Linked DNA regions of Homo sapiens: region 1 is linked to region 2. The links are chromatin contacts, found by Hi-C or POLR2A ChIA-PET in ENCODE. All regions are on one chromosome and are shown on one strand. Each heading gives the region's core, a stretch centred on a gene start or an enhancer-like site at or near the end of the contact. The rest is flanking DNA. Distances are from core to core; before and after follow the strand shown.

Evidence for each region. A loop is a pair of places that touch in the nucleus more often than their neighbours do. ChIA-PET counts read pairs that join two places held with the same protein, here RNA polymerase II (POLR2A). Pooled maps may share reads with other maps.
Region 1: a loop to region 2 is called in a map of ascending aorta, with 4 times the contacts of the local background. The contact joins the promoter of LINC01990 here to the enhancer-like site in region 2. A Hi-C loop is called at or near these places in 11 of 168 maps with a recorded cell type or tissue (CD8-positive, alpha-beta T cell, PC-3, PC-9 and 7 more), 8 of 37 single-sample maps with no recorded cell type and 22 of 50 pooled maps. POLR2A ChIA-PET finds 5 or more read pairs at or near these places in 4 of 52 experiments (A673, OCI-LY7, WTC11 and 1 more).

Annotation. Positions count from the first base shown.
Region 1 is chr3:107,425,328-107,432,550 of GRCh38, forward strand. LINC01990 (long intergenic non-protein coding RNA 1990) reads left to right here and starts at 5,603. Exons shown (of 3, transcript NR_110039.1): 1 at 5,603-5,631. RefSeq lists a silencer at 6,149-6,398 and an enhancer at 6,609-6,798.
Region 2 is chr3:107,660,329-107,667,546 of GRCh38, forward strand. The region is part of intron 3 of BBX (BBX high mobility group box domain containing); the gene reads left to right. Among named protein-coding and RNA genes, the nearest start is that of BBX, 140 kb to the left of the region's middle. Within about 2 kb of position 1,968, at least 8 of the 41 ENCODE cell types and tissues checked have a DNase peak (open chromatin) inside an H3K27ac peak, as active enhancers do; they include ascending aorta and endothelial cell of umbilical vein, where a contact is called at or near this core.

The DNA of each region.
Region 1 (7,223 bases), core at 4,353-6,852, 230 kb before region 2:
AGACTAAGAGTGTGAAAAGTGAAAAAAATACAGGCATATTGCTATTTATAGTAGATTGATTTGTGACCTCACAGGCAACAGAACTTCCTCACACATTTAAGAAGTCTTGCATGACCCCAAGGAGTGAAACTAATGAACTGTCCAAATTTCAGCTGTGTTTTGCAGCTTGCCGTACAAATTGGACAAGCCCTTTACTATTAGAAGCCATTCCTCTGGTGGCATTCATGACTGTCATATTTTAAATTCATCACAAACTGGACTCAAATTCTCATCCACTGGTATGGAAAGTTGTTTCCTGTACTAGCAATGGAATAGCTAAAATAGAACACAAACAAACATGGCTTCCAATGATGATATCTGTTTGGAAAAATAATAACGTATCATGACGAATGTCCCTTTCCTTCCTCAGAATAAATATATTCCCCCAAATGTATTTCTTCACTTGGTAACATAAGTAAAAAAGCAAAACCAGCTAGGATGTGATCTGCGATAAACTAAGAGTGCACATGAACCACTAATTCCAATGTGTCAGTCAATCAGTCATCAAAAAACTGTAGTTGTACTGCCTGCCATGCACTTCAACCATCCTCAGGATACATACATAAATAATACGGTTCCTAATTAGGGAGGTTAGATTTGTGGGCAGCAGAAGACAAGTAACAACATAAGGTAGCATGTAGTCAAGTAGCAAGTGAGTGACCCAGATAACAACTGTTGTAGGACTAGAGCACTGGTTCTCAAAGCGTCTGTGGAGGTCCTCGAGACTCAGGGGTTCTGTGAGGCTAGAACTATTTTAAAGTACTAAGGTGATATTTGCCTTTTTCACTTTGCCAGTGTTTTCACTGATGCTGGGTGAAACTGTGGTGGTCTTGGCACAAAGCAAGGAAGTGGAATCAAATTGTAGCAAAAAAAAAAAAAAAGTCAGTTTCACTCAAGAATGTACTGGATAAAGCAGTAAAAAAAAAAGGTATTTGACTAAATTTATTAAATCCTGACCCTCTAGGGTATGTCTTTTTAATATTTTGTGGGACAAAATAGAAATGATACGTAAAGTGCTTCTATTACACACAGATGTACGAGGGCTGTCTAGGAGAAGCACTAGTGCAATTGAGTTTCAAGTTGAACTAGTCACTTTTTTTATAGAATAGCATTTTTATTTGAAAGAACAACTGACTGACAAGACAAATTGTGGTTATTCAGACTCGAATATTTGGCAGATTTTTTTTCTCAGAAATAAACAAAGTGAGCCTGTCACTTCTAGGAAAACAATTGACAAGATTTTTTTTAACCAATGATAAAATTATTTGAACTTACAAGTAAAAATTAAAATATTGGAAAATTCATATCCTAATATGTAAAATATTTCCTGATGAAATACAACTAATGAATATGATATTTTTGATATTGTACAATGAAATAGACATTTGGAAGAGCTGCATAATTCAGTGAAGGAATAATTTCCCAGTGACCATTACATGCTGTTACAAATCACTCACTGTATTATGATTTGCGTAAAACATCCAAGCAATAGACCAGTGGGTTTTAATGTAACAGAATATGAAAAGTTTATTGATATGCACTTAAATTCCCCATTGCAATTAACTTTTTTGAAATTATCATTTGAAGGATTTTGTAGTAGTATTAAAGACTATCCACAATTATCTGAAAACACTCCTTTCTTCAATGATGCTTCTCTTTGGGGACAGATTTTCTTATGTACTTAACCTACACAACATGTCACAGTAGATGAAAATGCAGAAGCTAATATGAGAATCCAGCTGCCAGATATTAAAGAGACTTCCAAAATATAAAATAACATTTTTCTCAAATTTTTGTTTGGGAAAACACTTATTATTTTATTAAAATGTGTTACTTACGTTAATACGTAATGGCCTTGTCATTATTATAAATTAAGTAACTCAAGTAACATATTTTAAACATTTCTCCAATTTTAATTTCTAATACAGTAGTATCAATAGATGCAATCCTCATAAACTTACATAAACAAAAGCTTTGTGGGGCTTTAAGACGAAAATATTTGAGAATCACTGGACTAGAGAAAGAGCAGCCATCAGGAGAAGTTAGAGAAACTGTTCTCTGGGACCTGCTATTTCATAATCTCCAAACACACCCTTCCTCCTCCAGCGCTTTATGACCCAGACTGAATGGTGTTGATTATTTAGAGTTGGCCAATTTACACTAGTGTTCTTCAGGTAACATTTATATTTGTGGAAATGCAATATAAAATCCTTAAATGCAGCACAACTCCTTCATAATCACAGACCTACTATTAAGTGGCAGAACTAATAACACATAGAATAAATATACGAGATTTTGCCAAGTATCAGTGGTTCTTTTCCATGTCCAAAGCCTCCCTTTTAACATTTATTATTATCATTTTCCAACCCTTCCATGGACCTAATATAATTAAAGATATTGTCTAGCAAACAAACTACATTTATTAACAGTAAATTTATTTTCCTACTTTGGATTGACTTTATGCAATGCCAGGCAAAGCAAAAACAATAGAATTTTCTGCAGTAATCACGCAATATCTGTTTAGATTTTTGAAAATTTAAACTAGGTTGTAGATTCCTCCCCACCCCATCATTACTTCCAAAAAGCACTTGGGATATAGAAACTCGAGGTTGAGATCCTCTGTGGCCTGTAGGTTTTGGTTTTGTTTGAATTTAGCTTTTGGTTTTTGGTCACTCAAATCATGACAGAAATAAGTTTTCCCATTTTTGCTCAGTGATCAGATATCTGAGAATCCAAGGTTTGAATCCCTTATACGGATACATGCAGTTTTAGGGTTTGCAGTGAGACAATGAAAAAGCCTGGGCTCTAAAATCAGAAAATGGCCTTCCAGTTAATAGCTGTGTAAATGTAGGCACGTCGATCAAGTTCACTGAACCTTAGTTTCCTTATATGTAAAATAGAGCTAATCATATCTACCTTGCTTAGCTGGTATGTGGCACAGGAAATGATAGACATTATTATTCAGCAAATAAACCAAGTTGTGCTATAAATCCATAGACTGCTTTCAATATTGAAATTATTTCATATTTTTGCCAATTTGTGGCAAAAAAATGTAAAAGACACTTTTGTGATTGGTCCTTGGTATAGTTTTGCTCCTTTAAACATGGACTAAAACTTGCCCATGCTCAGTGTGCAGGTCCTTCAACACATTTGAAGGTGAACAGTGCTGGTCCCTGACAAACTTAAAAATTGTTCAGGTTTATCTTTAGGCACAAAGAATAATCTGTGTTCTCAAATGCCATAGTGACCTCTGTCCCACGGTTCAACAGCTGTAGGGCTATCCATAGAAGCAGCTGGGCCTCTGGTTTCTCTTAGTATCATGAACCCAATATGGAAATCCTCCCCCTCAGATTTACTCACATTACTTCCCTGACCTTTCCTTCCTCTAATTCCTCCTCTCCCCTCTCAGATACAGATTTTATACTTTCCTACAAATGTTCTGACTTTAATTAGTATTCATCATTAATTTGAAGAGAGTCTATATTCTGACATCATGATATGAACTTTCCATGTTAATGAAATTTCTGACAATTTAGTGTGCTATTGAAATTCTTCCCTTCTCTAGTGGTTATGGTTGCATTTCTAAAATCTGTTATGATGTTGGAAGAATTACATTAAAAGTAGATATCATCAATGTTTTGTTCATTATTGTAATAAAATGAAAACATCTTAGTGTTGTGTTATAAATCCTATAATTAGTCTGTAATCCTTCCCTCCCTTCCAAAGGTATTTCAGGGATTAGAGTTTTTAATTGTGCGTGAGATTCATAAAGTAGGGGCACAGCCTTGTTACTACTATTACACATTTTTTTTCATTTGGATAATTTAGCCGTTATCACTTCAAAAATCTATTTAGAGATGACTATAATAGCTAGTCTCTACATTTTTACATTGGATTTTTCTTTCTTCCAAAAAAATTACTGCTCCACAAACCCCAAATATATTTTTAATTTAGGGAAAAAGTGCTTATATCTGAGAAAATGTGGATTTGGAGAATATATAGAACCTTTCCTCGGGAATTCCGAAAACTCAAGCGCTCTGGCTTACCAAGTGAAGTAGGTTTTCAGGAAATCCCAGCCCCTCAGGACTCTCGATCTGAACCAATCCCAGCTGCCATAGCTCCGCGCTCCCGGGATGGGGCTGTGTTGCCCACGCCTCGCGGCGCGGGCGGACACACACCCTGCTAGGACTAGCTCAGTCCTCCCAGTTTCCCTTCCGAGATGCCTCGGAATCTTTACCACGGTTATCAAACGATTCTGTGGATCAGTAGTTCCCAACTTCTAGGGACAGACGCCCTTTTAAAATTCAACGTAACAGACCACCACCCTCCAAACAGACTGTGATAGCCGTATTTTTAAATTCTCTACTGATTGAGAAAACTCAAAAACAATTAAAAACTCCAATAGAGCCTACAGTACTTTCAAATGACTGTATATTTTAATTATAGCATTTGCATACAACTGAGTTTATTTATCTATGCTGTACGCTAAGTTTAGGGGCAGGCTTGGTGCACAGATGGTTTCGCCCACCCTTTGCACAGGGCAAGCCCCCCCCAGGCGCCCAGGCTGGGAGGCCCAAGTCCCGGCAGCTGCTGCGGTGGACTTAGAGGCAGCAGCTCCTGCTTCTGCCCCAAACGTTCAGTGTAGTCGGATTCCCGGGGACAGCAGGGCAGTCTGCGCGCACATCCCCGGGGCATCGCAGGACACCTGCTGCCCCCTATCGGTGGTGAGAACAATAACCCGAACCCGGTTGGAATCAACTGGAAGAGGCCTTTTGAAAAAAAGAATATTCCAGGACTACGCAGTAGCCAGACGACTCTCTAAGAACATGGGTTTCCGCAGTCAGCTCCGACTGCCTCGTTTTAATGCAGTTTTTCGCCATTGTAGGAGAGCATGCTGGATCGAAGAGGACTCTGACACTGCTTCGGTGAAGGCGGGGAGTGGGGAAGGGGGGGTGTTGAAGGGGTTCAAGATACACCCAAGGGTCTATTTGTTTTCCACCTCCCTATTCAGCAACCCATCTGGTCCTTATGCAAAGCACTTGCCTTCTCCCGGGATGGGGACACACATCAGAGCACAGCGTGGTGTTTTCCCAAGCCCCCGAGGCACCTGTTCCCTCACATTACACCTTGAGGAGAGTCCAGTGACCTCTGCTGCAGAGGCGACAAAGGCTCCCTGGGAAGCCGGCCTCAGTGGTGTCCAGGAATGGCTTTCAAACAGCGTGTACTCCTGTGGTCCCTTTAATAAACATAGGACTATGCTTCAGAAAAGCAAAAATAAATGCCGAGAAGTAAAAGGAAGCTATCGGTTACCCCGTTACCTCTGAAGCCTGTATATGTGAAATTTTCTTCTGAGACCGAGCATTAAAATTTGCTTCCACTTGGACATAGCCAAGATTGCTAACAGGCTGGGAACGTGTGTGTGTGCGTGTGTGTGTGTGTGTGTGTGTTGCTACATACTCTGGGATTTCTAATTTTATTTTCATCACTTTCTCCCCGCTTATTACTACCCCCCCACCCCAATACACACACACTTGGCAGTATCCTAACTTCTTCACTCTTGTCCACATTTGTCTTGGCGCTCTGGGGAAGAAGGTAAGAATAGATAGACGAACGAAGGTGCGTGCAAGAAAGGAGGGAGGGGAGGAGGTACGGTCGGCTTGCACACCAGACTGTGCTTGTTTGAGCAGGAATAGTGGCGGGGTGTCTTCGAGAGGATAACGGAAATGCCCCACCACACGCCCACAGCGCAAGTGCCGGCGTCCCCAATCGGCCAGTGGCAGCAGCAGAACCGGGGTCCACTTGGCACCTCAGGGGCTCTCGCCCGTCCGCTCTGGGCGTCGGGCTGTCCAGTTTCCCTGGGAATCTGGGAGAGGAAGGAGGCTTAGCTAGCTCTGTTCTCCCTGCCAGTACGCTGTGGCGGCGGCCCCTGGCCAGGGCCCGGCCAACTCCCCGCTCTTGGGTGGCTGCAGGTGCCCAGTGGCCCATCCCCAGCGGGGGCGAAACGCCGAGCTGGCCGAACCTTCCACACGTCCAGCTCGGAGTGCGTCTCAGTCGCGCGGCAGAGGCCCCTGGGCCCGGGCGCTCTGGGTTCCCGCGGCCTGTGGGCGCGGTGCACAAGGGCGCGGGCGGGCGGCGGCAGCTCCCAGGCGGAAGGCGCGGCGGGGCCACGGTCACCGCCGCCGCCGCCGGGGCTCGGGCGGAAGCGCGGGCTCCGGGGGGAGGGGCTGCCGCGCCCCCGCAAGGCCCAGGGATCCCGGCCCCGAGCGGCTCCCATCCGAGCAGCAGCGGATCCCGGGCCGCCCTTACCCTCGCCGGGCAGGGATGAGCCCTGGTCAGGTTCAGCCGCAACCCCGCGCGCGGCGGGGCGAGGCCGAAGCCCACGCAGGTCCGCCCGGTGTGCGTCTTTCACTCGCACACACTGAGCCCCTTGCCAGGCGCGCAGGCCCGGGCTACGAGGCCGGCTGCTCCGCCGTCTGCCACCTCCAGGACCCAGAGCCGCCAGCCCTGGGCTCCCGGCAAGCTGTGACTTCCCGGATGGGGCCATGCTTTTCTTCCAGGACAATCGGGGCTCCTCCCCTCCCGGCGATCTTTCTAGGAGGCCACCTCCAGAGATTGCGAGGCGATTTCCTCCCTGCCGGTACCAAACTGTAACTCCTCTCGCTACAGACGCGGAGAACCAAACGCTGACTATTTGGCGAGGGACCACCACCACCCAGAAAAACACACGGTTCAGTGTGCGTTGATTGTTTGCATCAGCGAGTTCATGGCGAATAGAAGTTCTCTATTTTTGATAGCCCTGATTTTCAAGCGTTTTAAAAGTTACGTTCTGTTTTCTGCTTGGTCAACAACACGGAAAATGGAATATTGCTTTTTTTGTGATTCAAAATCAATTGTAGTTACAATGACTTTGAGAATTTCACGGCATCTTGTGAGATAAAATGGAGATGCGCACCTAGGTGAGAGTCACTGGAGTGGATTACGCAGTGGCCGGCTGGATCCGGCTAACAGTCTCTGAGGCTCATTCCTTTTCGTAATCAGCTCGCCCACTCTAGTAGGACTTTCATCTTTAAATTATTTTTTAATTATCATGAGGCTCTCAGTCTAAGATAGCAAAGATTGAGCGCCACATTTAAGCAGTTCTCTCAAACTAGCTTTACCTTTTTAGGGAAGTAATTCCTGGGCTA
Region 2 (7,218 bases), core at 718-3,217:
TGCAATACTTGGGTGGCCTGATGAAAAGAAATTCTTCAACTTTAGTCTCTTTCCTGCATTGTGTTCATACCACTCATATTTTAAAAGTTGACCAGTACTTTTTGTTCACTTCTTAAATGATGAAAAAGAAGCCATCATGTAATTTTTTTAAATCGTAAGTATTGTGCAAAAAGCATTAAAAAAAAAAAAAAAAAAAAAAGCATGTAGCTCACAAAACCTATCCAGTCACTAGAGGGCAGAGCAGTACTGTACTTTAGACCTTATTTGAAAATTTCTGGTTTAAAAATTGCTGAACATGATGGAAAATATATTGATACACAGTTGAATAGAAATTTCTTTGTGTTCTTATTGTCTTATTTTGCTGTAAAATCCAATAACATGCTTATACTTTTATCAAAGGAGCTTTTCTGGCAATTCCATTGAATGTTACTAAAAAGGCATGATTATTTAGAAGAGTTTAAGTGCCCCTCAAAAGAGAATACTCGTGCATACAAAGAGCAATACATTTTATAATTTCTACCCTATGAAGTACCCTGAAATTGGATTGCAGTGTAGACTTTAGGTGAGACATTTGAGAGAACAAGTAGTTTTGAGCACCGGTTCTTTACTAGTGCTTAGCTCTAAGAATTCATTGAAATGCAGAACATCAGTTTATCTTTCCAGTCAGCTGAAATGTGTTGAATCATTAAGACTGAAATTACAAAGTTGTAGAAGCAAATAAACTAATTCTAGCCCTTTTTAAAAATTTTTGTCAAGTGACTGTTCACTTAATTTCATTTCTGTTCTTAATTTTTTTATCATTCTGATATTTTTATGCAGATTTTTTTATGGTATATCTTAAAAATATCCTAGTGAGTAGTGTGAGTAATTCAGTGTCCCATAAGATAGAAAAATTTTATCCTTAATTATGTTTATTTGAATTTTATTTTACAAAACCAGTTTGGATTTCTTTAATATTCTACTAGGGACAATATAGGATACCAGAAAAAGCAGTGGATTTTGGAATCAGAAAATTTGGGGGCCTCGATTATCATTCATTTGCTTGTGTCTTGGGCAAGTCACATTACCTCTCTGACCTTCATTTTCTAAACTGGGAAAAATACTTCCTTATTTATAGCTGGGTTGTTTGGAGGATTGTGTGTGTAGATGTATCTCCAAAGATGAAACCCTGTGAAGATGAATTTTAATAGGTAAAGTTACAAGCTCAGAAAAACCATGGCAATAACTTCAAAATGGTTGACGGTATCACAGATTTAGTAACATGAGAGCACCTATTACATGAGTAAATAGAACCAGAAATGTGGTTTCAAAACCAAAACCCAAGTTCAGATTGCCAGCTTCCTCCCTGTCTGTGATTTCTCTGGCTGCTTAATCTCTCCATTAACTTCTGACTCTTTTGCTCCTCTCAACTCTTTATTTCTGTCCTCTGTTTATTTCCATGTTTCCTCTCTCTGTGTTTCTCCTGACTGTCTCTGGTCTCTGTGTTTTTCTTGTCCCAGGCACCCTCAGGAAGACCCCAAGCCTCTAGCAGTACCTGGTATCATCTCCAGCATGTTATAGATGTGGAGGATTCACTGGGATATTGAGAAATACCAGAGGCGAATTGTTCCACTGTAGTAAGTCATTCAGCATTTGTTAAGTGACTACTGTTCACGCAGCATAGTTGGTGGTCCTTTTGGGGAAGAAGAATTTGTTAGGACACAGGACAGAAGAAATAAATTTGTAAACTCTTGTCAGTGGTTCTTGCAGGCTAGACAAACATGCAAATGAAAAAAACAATGACAAATTAAAAAGCTGACAGATAATCATATAAACGAATTGTGTTTTATGTGTGCTGATGGGGCCTAGGGTTAATGGAGTAGAGAAAGCCAAGTGGTATTAATCAGATTTCCTGCATGAGTTTAAAATTAGGTTTTGAAGTACATTTGGAAGAGAGATGAGGAAAGAGAGAGTGGAAGTGAGTAATTTCTGTGGGGCTTGGCAAGCCTTTTTGCTTCCCTGTGAGTGAATCCCTGACGGTGGCGGGTAATGAAATGAAAGTGCTAAGTTTCAGTCTCCCAACAGCTAACTTTACTTCCAGTCTTAGAGAAATTCCAGTTATGAAAAGAAGTACAGCCAAGTTGAGACTTTCCATAAACATAATTGGTATCCGCTGCCAGTTTAGAATTTTTAGGGTTTAAGTGTAAATTGTGATTATATGAAGTAATAAAGAAGTACTGTGACATAAAATTGATACAGACCATTAGAACATGGTTCAGGGATGCATTCTGAATAACATAAACTGAAATAGTAAGCTGAAATATAACAAGTCTGGGTTTTTTTTTTTTTTTTTTTGCATTAGAAATTTATTTTTGCTGTTGTATTTTTAGACGGTCCTAGCTAGTAGATGCATGCTTTTCACGTTTGGATATCAGAGTTGGATATGGTTTGAATCCCAGCTGTACTAGCTTTTAAACGTTGGGCAATCTACTTCACAATGCTGAATCTCAATTTCCACATGTGTAAACTAACACCGGAAATATTTACCTCAAAGAGTCCTGAGTACGTGCTAGGTACTTGCTACTCGCGGATACTTAAAAATACCTTTAAAATTGTTTGTTAAATAAATATGTTATTTCTGAGAGCTTTTTAAAAGTAAGAATGCTATATATACAAGAATGTTTGTATATACAGAAAATGCTATAGATACAAGAATATTTATTGTGCATGGATATTAATGACCCTTTGTACCTTCTGCTAATAAAACATTAGAAAACTGTGTTTCACAGTAATAACAGGTATAATGTCACAATACTGAATTAAATATTAGAAATGGTGAATTAGACTCTCTGTATGTCCCTATGGTCTGCAAGCTGAATATGTGCCTTTAAACAAAAAATTTTATTAACTTGAGAAATAAGTTTGTGGCTATAGTCAGCACCCTATTATGCTACCTTCTCTACCATTGTCTGTGTTTATAATTCTGCAGTCATATCTTTAGAATCATGATGAATCTAAACTATGATAATTTTTTTTGCTACCCTACACAAAAATATTTATACTATGTAGATAAGGTACAAAGAATAACATTAACACGAATAACTGAGAACCTACCACTAGTTTAAGAATAGAACATTACCAGTTTCTTTGTAGCCCACAGTGTGCCCCACCCAGATTCCATTGCCTCTCTTTACCCCCTCATCACAATCCTTAATGTTGAGTTTATTACTTCTGTGTTTTTCTTGGTCGTTTTTCTCATACTTATGTACCCCCTACATTAAATTTTGCCTGTTTTTAAATTTTATATAAATAATACATACTACATGTTTTCTTCTGCAACAACTATTTTTCCTGCTCAACATCGTATTTGACTCATTCCTGCTTGTCTTTGTAATTCATTTATTGTCATATATGTATAATCTTTTATTGTATGAAAATACCATAGTTTATTTACTTTCTTTTAATGGCTATTTAGCTGTTTTTCTTTCTTTCTCTTTTTTTTCCTTTTTTTTTTTTGAGATGGAGCCTCACGCTCTCGCCCAGGCTGGAGTGCAGTGATGCCATCTCGGCTCACTGCAAGCTCTGCCTCCCGGGTTCACGCCATCCTCCTGCCTCAGTCTCCCAAGTAGTTGGGACTACAGGCACCTGCCACTGTGCCCAGCTAATTTTTTGTATTTTTAGTAGAGACGAGGTTTCACCGTGTTAGCCAGGATGGTCTCGATCTCCTGACCTTGTGATCCACCGGCCTCGGCCTCCCAAAATGCTGGGCTTACAAGTGTGAGCCACTGCGCCTGGCCTCTTTCTTTTTCTTTTTCTTTTCTTTTATTTTTGTCATTGGAAATAAAGCAGCAGAGGAAAAGTTCTTGAGTCCTGTATATGCCCTCTTTATGTACATATTACTTCTTCAGGATATATGTTCAGGAGTTGAATTGTTAGGTGATAGGATATGCCCAACCTGAAATTCCACAAGATAATGCCACGTGGATTTCCATAGAACTTGTTACATTTTATGCTCCCACTAACAGAATGTAAGTATTCTCTCTCTCTGGCTCCTATAGTTCTTTAAAATTACTAGATTTTTGTTTAATATGTTCACCATATCTTTAGGAATGATACTTTGCATGAATGTGACTATATCCGAGCAGAAGTTTAAAAATGGAAAAGATTTTTTAGTTTGCCTGTAAACATCATCTTAACAAAAACCCTGATGACCCTCATTTTTTAAAAGTTAGTTTTACTCTTTGTGGAAGCTGCTTTTATTTTTGTTTCCCAATTGTCACTCATACCTTTTCTCAAACTCATTTAAATCTAGACATCCTGAAATAGCTGGATATGTGTGCTCACTAAATGTTTTGCCTCCAGAAAACCTTATCATAAGAATAAATGTTCTCTTGCAATAAATGAAAACTGTCAGCTGTTTCTGACTTCTAAGAAATACAGTTTTTGCAGAGAATGTACATTTCTTTTCTTTTCCCCCTAATTCTTGTTGAGATAGAGAAAGAGTGACCCACAGAGGACTATTTGCAAGCTGCAGCGCTTTGATCAACCCATCTTTTGTTCTGTATTGCAAAAGTTCCAAAAGCTTGAGTAAATGACTCAGGTCCCCTTTTCTGTCCTTCGCCCTCTTTTGTTTTTGTTAGCCAATGATTCTTTTGGTATCTGATATTTGTACACACTGTTCCAATTTTAATATCAAAAGTTCCTCCTAATCTCGTAATGGGTACTTCGTGTTTTATAATTTTAATTGTCTGATCTCAATATTTTGCGTTTTGTCAAGCTTGCTGCCACTACTACATGTATCTTCTGCAGTTTCCCAGGAAATATACCAGGATCTATCCTATTTCCTGGTACTTATTCAATGGGTATTTATTGAATGTAGAAAGGAAAGATGTAAATACAGTCAGCACTGAAATACCTTTCCCCTGCTGAGCTACAATAATTTCCCTAAAAGCACTAGGCCGAAATCATGAATACCTTAAATAGTTTTGCTAGTAAGTAGCTTTATTAAACCATAGCCAGTCATTTCTTCTTGAGCTTTACTCTACTTTTTTTGAAAAATTAGAGTGGTAGACCAGTGAACTGTAAGATTCCTTTTGACGCCACAATTTTGTATTCTATCTTCTAATTGAAATGAAAAACGCTTTGTCACTGTCTGAGCACCACTACCAGAGTCTGAATCTATCTACCTTACTGAGCTTTAGGCCCATAACTGTGTCACAGCAACCTGCCAGTGATTGTCTCTCATAACCAAGCAAGTGGGGGCATACATTGAACTTCTCTTCCTCTCTTTGTTCTTTAGGGTTGATTTGTTCTAGTATAAAAAATGCCTTTGGCTTCCCGATTTCATTTATCAGGCAACCCAGGCATTGTTCTATGCTAATGTCTGAGTTCTGCCTTCTTGCTCCTTCTTCTCTTCCCTCAACCCGACAGCCATGCCCAGGGCAACTCGTCCTTACCTTTGTTATTTGCTATACAGCATAACCCCATGTCTTTTCTCACACTCTAGTTACCATCTTTGAGTCAGTATTGATTCTTTCTGTTGGGCTTTTCCTTGAAGTCGTTGAGTCTGTCTGTATCTGGTGCTGAAGGCAAGTTGTTTCTTCCTTTCTATTGTGGTTCCTCTGCTTGGGACACCTCAACTCCAGGTGAATGGTGAGTGACAGCCTGACTTCTTTCCTTGCACCTTCATGTAGTCTTTCCATTAACTATTGCAGGGAATTGCTAAACCACTTTCAAGGAGTTATTTGACTCCAGATTCTCACGTGACTAATATTTCCTAAATGTGTTGCTGGTCCTGGATTCATCTTGTGAGTACTTTTGAACTCTGCACCAGAGGCAAAAGATGCCAGAGATCAGGCTACAATGGGAAGGGGAACCAACTTCCTTTTAATTCTCTGTAGACTGTAACTAATCACTCCTGAGGGTCCTGGACAGAGAGCTATGTATTTGTTCTTTAACAAAGGTCAGGTATAGACTCTTCCTCACCTTTATTCAGCGATACAGAATGTGTACATTTCTGTTGTGCTTAGCCAGTGGACACATTACGCTCCTCATGATGTTAATAGATCTGGTTTGTGAACATTCCATTTAAGTCTTGCAACTTTTAGCATAAAATGAGAAGGCAGGAGAAAAATTTTACAACTAAAAAACAAGGAAAAGGGGGGAAACTTCTTTAGTGAAGGATTTATTTTTAATAACACTAACTGAATTCTGAATCAAATTTGGAAGCTTAAAAATTGTGAGTTTTTAATATGTCAAATTATTCATTATTTTTTTTGAGACGGAGTCTCGCTCTATTGGCAGACTGGAGTGCAGTGGCGCGATCTCGGCTCACTGCAACCTCTGCCTCCCGGTCCCGGATTCAAGCAATTCTCCTGCCTCAGCCTCCTGAGTAGCTGGGGCTACAGGTGCGTGCCACCACGCCCAGCTAATTTTTGTATTTTCAGTAGAGACGGGGTTTCACCACGTTGGCCGGGATGGTCTCAATCTCTTGACCTCATGATCCACCCGCCTCGGCCTCCCAAAGTGCTGGGATTACAGGGGCGAGCCACTGCACCCGGCCTAAAATATAAAATTATTTATTATTGAAAGCCTAGCTGTTAACCTCCTACCCCCAGCCTCCATACACATAAAACACTCAAGATTCACTGGGCTATACAGCCATGAGGCACAAGAAGCCAGACTATCTGTGAGAATTCACCCCTCCTAACTAACTGCTTACTTGACAAAACTGTTAAGGAAACGTATTATGCCCAATGTTCTGTTCAGAGAAGCAGTTAATACCACCCTATCTCAAGAAGAACAGATTACTTTTTGTTCCTCAGGAATTCAAGGAGAGAAACATTCTTTTATGCTTATCAGGGAAAAAATGGGAGAAATTACTGACATGAAAACTTTACTGATAGGAGAATGTTCATTCTGACTGTTATTATAATGTGTCTTTGATTAATGTAAAAGTCTTGACCTGTTAAGTATTCACATTAATATTTTAAATTATCAGTGATAAAAGTTTCTTTTGTAGTATTAATTCACTTAATATTTTATTAATTTAGACAGGCTTGAAAGTGCTTCATAAAACCTACAACACTCATTTAGTATTCTTATTTTAATTTAATGTCTTCTGAAAGCCATATATTCTCTAATGATTTAAGTTGCAACAAATATTAAAAATAAACTATATTATTAATAAAATAAGTTGGACCATCCTTAAGTACAGTAGAAAAATTTATAAATATATAA